2 separate regions of the Homo sapiens genome follow, and region 1 is linked to region 2. A link is an interaction called in ENCODE POLR2A ChIA-PET data of the cell type or tissue named here. Cell type or tissue: GM12878. All regions are shown on one strand. Each heading gives the region's core, and the rest is flanking DNA. Links, peaks and the distances in the headings are about the cores only.

Evidence for each region. ChIA-PET counts read pairs that join two places held together with the same protein. Peaks named below come from ENCODE experiments on the same cell type or tissue, not always from the same donor. Only the 100,000 strongest peaks of a DNase experiment are listed, where the experiment ranks them.
Region 1: POLR2A ChIA-PET joins it to region 2 with 5 read pairs; 5 of 35 experiments call an interaction of 5 or more read pairs at or near these places.

The regions. Positions count from the first base shown.
Region 1 is chr2:27,261,866-27,264,769 of GRCh38, forward strand. It overlaps SLC30A3 (solute carrier family 30 member 3), which reads right to left and starts at 1,182. Exons shown (of 8, transcript NM_003459.5): 1 at 947-1,182. The coding sequence starts at 1,041. RefSeq lists silencers at 737-896, 947-1,126, 1,147-1,216, 2,691-2,780. In GM12878, for the core only: no CTCF peak of the experiment used is centred there; no DNase peak of the experiment used is centred there; H3K4me3 peaks cover 2,037 bases; H3K27me3 peaks cover 1,454 bases.
Region 2 is chr2:27,189,927-27,192,830 of GRCh38, forward strand. No RefSeq gene overlaps it. Among named protein-coding and RNA genes, the nearest start is that of ATRAID, 21 kb to the right of the region's middle. In GM12878, for the core only: a CTCF peak has its summit at 1,792 (motif pointing left); a DNase peak (open chromatin) is centred at 1,715.

The DNA.
Region 1 (2,904 bases), core at 138-2,637, 72 kb after region 2:
GCTTGAAGGCCCCCACCCAAAGAAAGAGCGAGAAGCACACAGAAGCACCACGTCAGAGACAAAGGGAAAGGGACTAGGAGAGAAACAGAAAGATTGAGAGAGGTGGGGGAAGAGAAAAAGCCGGAGACCCTGCCAAATTCCGGAGACAAACGGACGGTCAGCCGACAGACAAGATGGCCCACGGGGGTGGGCAGGGAGGTCGGACGGCCGCTCAGAGGGGCAGGTGGACGGTGGCGGCAGGCGCGGGGGCCGGCGGGGCGCGTTGGCGGTTCTCCTGCCACCCCCGGCCCGCTGTCCCGGCCGCTCCGCGCGCCTCATTTCACACCTCGCCGCCCCCGGCCCCGTCTGTGCGGAGCCGGGAATACCCCCGCTGCCCAGACCGCACCTGCTCCTTCCTCGCCGCCCCCTCGCTTCCCGGCGGCCGCCCGCCCCCCAGGGGCCCGCAAGACCCGCGCGGAGCCCGGCCCATCCTCGGGCCCCGGCGCCCACAGCTGGCCGCGGCTGGAGGGGGCGCGCGGAGGGGAGCCCCCGGGGCCTACAGAGGGAGCTCTGAAGCCTGGGCAGCGAGGCGCTCCCGCCCTGGGCCCGGGGCAATGCGGACCTTGGCGCACCGGGCGAGGGCTCCGGCCCGACCGAGCGGCAGCTGCTCCCAGGGAAGGCAGGCGCCGCGGGGGTGGCGGAGGGGTCCGGCGGCCTGGGACGCCGGCCGGAGGGGAGTGAGAGGCCGCTTCACCCGAGGAAGTCAGGCGGCCGGGAGGAGGCGTAGCCGGCTGTGTAGGGCTGGGCGCTCCGTGTGGCCAGAGGGGATGAAGCGGGGTGCAGCGGAGCGAGGGACCCGCGGTGCGCTGGGGCGGCCGCCGGGGCCCGCGCCGAGAGAGACAACGAAATGGACGGAGGGTAGTAGGGTGGCGCCCCCGGGCCGAGGGCCAGCCCAGGTCTGTCCTACCTCTTCAAACGCAGGCTGCCTCCGGCGCCACCGCGGTCCCGGGGGCTCACCAGGCGAGTGGTCTCCAAGCCCCCAGCGGCTGGAGAGGGCTCCATGTTCCCGGTGCCCCGACCGTCTAGGCCCCACCGAGGAAGAGAGAGGCCGGGCCGGCCCCGCGCCAAGTCCGAGCAGCCCGCCGACCCCCGGGATCCCCGCAGGGCGGCGGGGCCACCAGAGTGGAGCGAACTGCAGCGACTGTGGCGCGCGGAGTCCGAACTGCAGATCCCGCTGCCGCCGGAGCCCCGCCCCGCGTGGGGCGAGCTCCCCAAGCTCCGCCTCCAGGCTCCCCGGCCTCTCCCCACCCTTAAGCCCCGCCCCCACTGCCAAAGCCCCATTTCCCCGCGCCAGAGCCCGGGAGCGCCCCGCCACCCGAGTTCTGGAGAACTCCTCATCTCCACAGCCCCGTCCCCCAGGCGAGCTAGCCCCACCTCTGCACACAGTCCCGCCCACCGGTTCCAAGCCTCGCTCCTGAAGCCCAAGAACCTCACGACCAACCTTCGCCCAACGACCACCACTCTGTGCATGCCTGCGCGGGGGTGTCGCCCACCACGCCGTCACCCTGTGGCCGCAACCCTCACGCGGAGGCAGAAACAGGAGCGGACCCATTACCTATCTCCAGAGAACCAGAAAGAACATGAGGTGAGCGGTGACACAGGGAGATTCCAGGGACTCCAGAAACCCCTTTACGGAGAATCTGGGGTCGGAATTCACGAGCCCAGTCTGCTGCCAATCACTGTACCGCGAATGATCATTTATTTTTATACAGAAACATTGGGTGACAAGCTTCCTGCTCTCCTTCAACCCACTGTTATCCCTGCTTTTCAAATGAGTAAACTGAGACCCAGAGGAAGAAGAGTCCAAGGTCATGCAGGCTGTGAATAAAGGGCCCGGCCTGGACCCCCATCCTCTTTCCCTCCCCGGCTCTGGACGCCGCACTGGCAACTGGAGAGCGCTCACAGTTCTCTTACGGGCGGGGGTCCAGTGAAGTCGAGCCGCCTATCTGGTGTCACGGCCACTGTTTATGGAGAGGGGCTGAGGGGCAGCGGGGCAGCGTGTCAGCTAGTGATTCCCATCCTCCACACCTGCAGCGCCCTCCTGGACATTACCGCATTCTGCCTCATTTGGGGGAAACTAAAACCCAGGGGAGGGAGCGACTTACAGCAAAGTCGGTGGCCGAGCCTCAAGTCGAAGCTTCAAATGCTCAATGTTCTCTCCCCTCGCACCTGCCGCCACTGTAGAATGGGAGGGGGTGGGAAGAGGATTGTGCACTCGAAGCTGTGACAGTCTGTGAAGAGGAGGGTCCGTAGGAGGAGGGGAGCGAGTGAGCAGGGATGGGGAAGCGTGGAGGGTGGGAATGGTTAGTGAGCCCAGGCAAGAAACTCATCAGCCGCATCCTTCAGAACACACTGGGCGTCCTGAACTTAGGCTTCTGGGGACAGACACCTACCCTCGATATTGTTATTCCAACGAGCCCAAGAGTGCACTTGCAAAAAAACAAAACAAAACAAAACAAAAACGGGAGCACGTGCCAGATACAGTGGTTGGAAGTGATGGGGTTAACCCGGGAGAGCTTCGCGGAGGAGGTGAGGCTTAAACGGATTAGGAAAGCTGGGCGGCGGGCTGGCTGTTCCGGCGGGGGAGAGTGTGGCTTGGCCCGTGCCAAGGTGTGCGGGCGGCGCGTGCGAAGGGACTGTCCTGCGCCGCTGCTGCAGAGCGGCACGGGAGAGCCACAGGGGCTGCGCGCGCCCTCCGCGCCGTCCCCACCCCCGGCTGCGCCAGCCTCTCCTCCGCGCCAGCCCCCAGCCTCCCCAGTCCAAAGCCCATGAGGGGTGAGGGGGTAAGGGAGCGAGGGGGTCGTTCTCCCTCTAACCTCCCTTTAAGGCGCGGGACTTGACGGACCTCTGTTTCTCCTCGGGTCA
Region 2 (2,904 bases), core at 218-2,717:
CCTCAGCCTCCCGAGTAGCTGGGACTACAAGCGCCCACCACAACGCCCGGCTAATTGTTTGTATTTTTAGTAGAGGCAGGGTTTCACTGTGTTAGCAAGGATGGTCTCATCTCCCGACCTCGTGATCCGCCCACCTTGGCCTCCCAAAGGAAATAGGAACTCTTATAAGTTTGCTGCTGGGAATGTAAAGTTTGCAGTCACTCTGGAAAACAGTCTGCTAATTCCTCAAAAGGCTAAACGTAATTACCACATGACCCAGCAATTCCGCTCCTAGGTATATAACTAAGAGAAATGAAAACGTATCCACACAAAAACCTGTACATGAATGTTCATTGCAGCATTATTCATAATAGCCAAAAATGGAAACAACCCAAATGTCCATGAACTGATGAATGGATAAACAAAATGTAGTACACATCCATGCAATGGAAAATTATCAGCCGGGTGCAGTGGCTCACGCCTGTAATCCCAACACTTTGGGAGGCCAAGGTGGGTGGATCATGAGGTCAAGAGATTGAGACCATCCTGGCCAACATGGTGAAACCCTGTCCCTACTAAAAATACAAAAATTAGCCAGGCGTGGTGGCGCACGCCTGTAGTCCCAGCTACTCGGGAGGCTGAGGCAGGAGAATCACTTGAACTCAGGAAGCAGAGGTTGCAGTGAGCTGAGATTACGCCACTGCACTCCAGCCTGGGTGACAGTGAGACTCCATCTCAAAAAAAAAAAAACACAAAACAAAGAAAATTATCAAAATATAGTACACCTTTTTTTTTTTTTGAGACGGAGTCTCACTCTTGTCGCCCAGGATGGAGTGCAGTGGCGCACTCTCGGCTCACTGCAACCTCTGCCTCCCAGGTTCAAGTGATTCTCCTGCCCCAGCTTCCCGAGTAGCTGGGATTACAGGTGCCCACCACCACCCCTGGCTAATTTTTTGTATTTTTAGTAGAGACAGGGTTTCACCATGTTGGTCAGGCTGGTCTTGAACTCCTGACCTCAGGTGATCCACCCGCCTCGGCCTCCCAAAGTGCTGGGATTACAGGCGTGAGCCACCACACCTGGCCCAAAATGTAGTACATCTACAATGTAAAGGAATGAAGTCCTGATGTATGCTACAACATGGATAAACCTTGAAAACATTACGGTAAGTGAAGAAGTCAGGCACAAAAGGCCACATATGTTATGATTCCATTTACATAAAGTGTTCAGAATAGAAATCCCTAGCATCAGAAAGTCCCACACCCGCAGTGTCACTGGAGACCACGTAGGAAGCACTCCTCCCCAGCCACGGTGTGTCAGCAGAGGCTAGTGGGGAGCCTGAACTTAACACCCCTGCCCAAATGTAATGAGGTGCTCCTCCCAGGGTGTTAATGGGGGCTCTGTGGGGAACCTGGCCTTCTGCTCCCACCTGATAACAACAAGGTGATTAGAATACCTGTACAATCAGCAAACACAGATTTGAGAAAAAAACACAACTGATTCTTGGCAACCCAGTGGGAGAGTCACGTGTGTGCGATTGCTTCAGAGTAGCCACTAGCTGTGGGATTTCAGTGGGCTTTGCCCACTGGTCAGTATGTTTTGCAGAGTAAATGGAAAGCTTCTTTCAATCTGTCGAGGTGATTAAACCAGGTTGGTTAGGATCACTACTGCATTTCTACATGCAAATAATGCAAGTTAATTGAACCTTAATAATCTGAGCCTGCTTGCCATTTTGAAATAACAGTGCCTATGCAAAGACTGAGAGGGGAGCTCACTATAAGCACCATCCATACTTTGGATATTGGGGACCCCTTGTGGACAATTCAGACAGAGCGAGGGCTCTCTGAGATTGCCTGTCAAAAGCAAGTAACCAAAATTCACACATGAAAAACTGAATGGAAAGCCACACAGATGTGGCACTCACGTCGTTCAGGAAAAGCAGTTTCTCTGCTGTTGTCATGTGAGACAATCAAATTAGTCTATAAGTTTAATACAATCCTAATAAAATCTTAATAGGGTTTTAAAATTGGAATTGGAGAATTCTGATTCTCTTTTGGAAGAGAAATGTTCAATAACAGCCAAAAAAAAAAAATCTTTAAAAAGATTATGAGTAGGAATTTTCCCTGCCATATATGAAAATGTAGATCTAAATATACAGAAAGTTTATAAATATAAATCGATTTTGCAATATAAATGTAGCTTATGATAGTGGTGGCATTTAAGGTCTCGAAGGAAGAGTGGTTTTTTCAATAAATTGTATGAAATAATTGGCTATCCACTGAAGGAAAAAATAACATTAGATTGAATCTTCTACCCCATCACATCAAACACAGGTGGTAAAACGATTAAACATTTAGAGAAAAAAGTTGAAATATTAAATATTTAAACTATATTTTATTAATATTGGGGTAGTAAATGCCTTCCTCAACAAAATACAAAACCCAGGAGCTGGGTCGGGAGCGGTGGCTGGGCCAGGGACGGTGGCTTATGCCTGTAATCCCAGCACTTTGGGAGGCCGAGGTGGGTGGATCACGAGGTCAGGAGATGGAGACCTCCTGACCAACATGGTGAAACCCCGTCTCTACTAAAAATACAAAAAAAATTAGCCGAGCATGGTGGCGGGCGCCTGCAGTCTCAGCTACTCGGGAGGCTGAGGCAGGAGAATGGCGTGAACTCGGGAGGCGGAGCTTGCAGTGAGCCAAGATCGCGCCACTGCACTCCAGCCTGGGCGACAGAGTGAGACTCCGTCTCAAAAAAAAAAAAAAAAAAAAAAAAAAATTAGCCAGGCATGGTGGTGTGCGCCTGTAATCCCAGCTACTCCAGAGGTTGAGGCAGGAGAATCACTTGATCCCGGGAGGCAGAGGTTGCAGTGAGCCGAGATCGCTCCACTGCACTCCAGCCTGGGCAATAGAGCAAGACTCCATCTC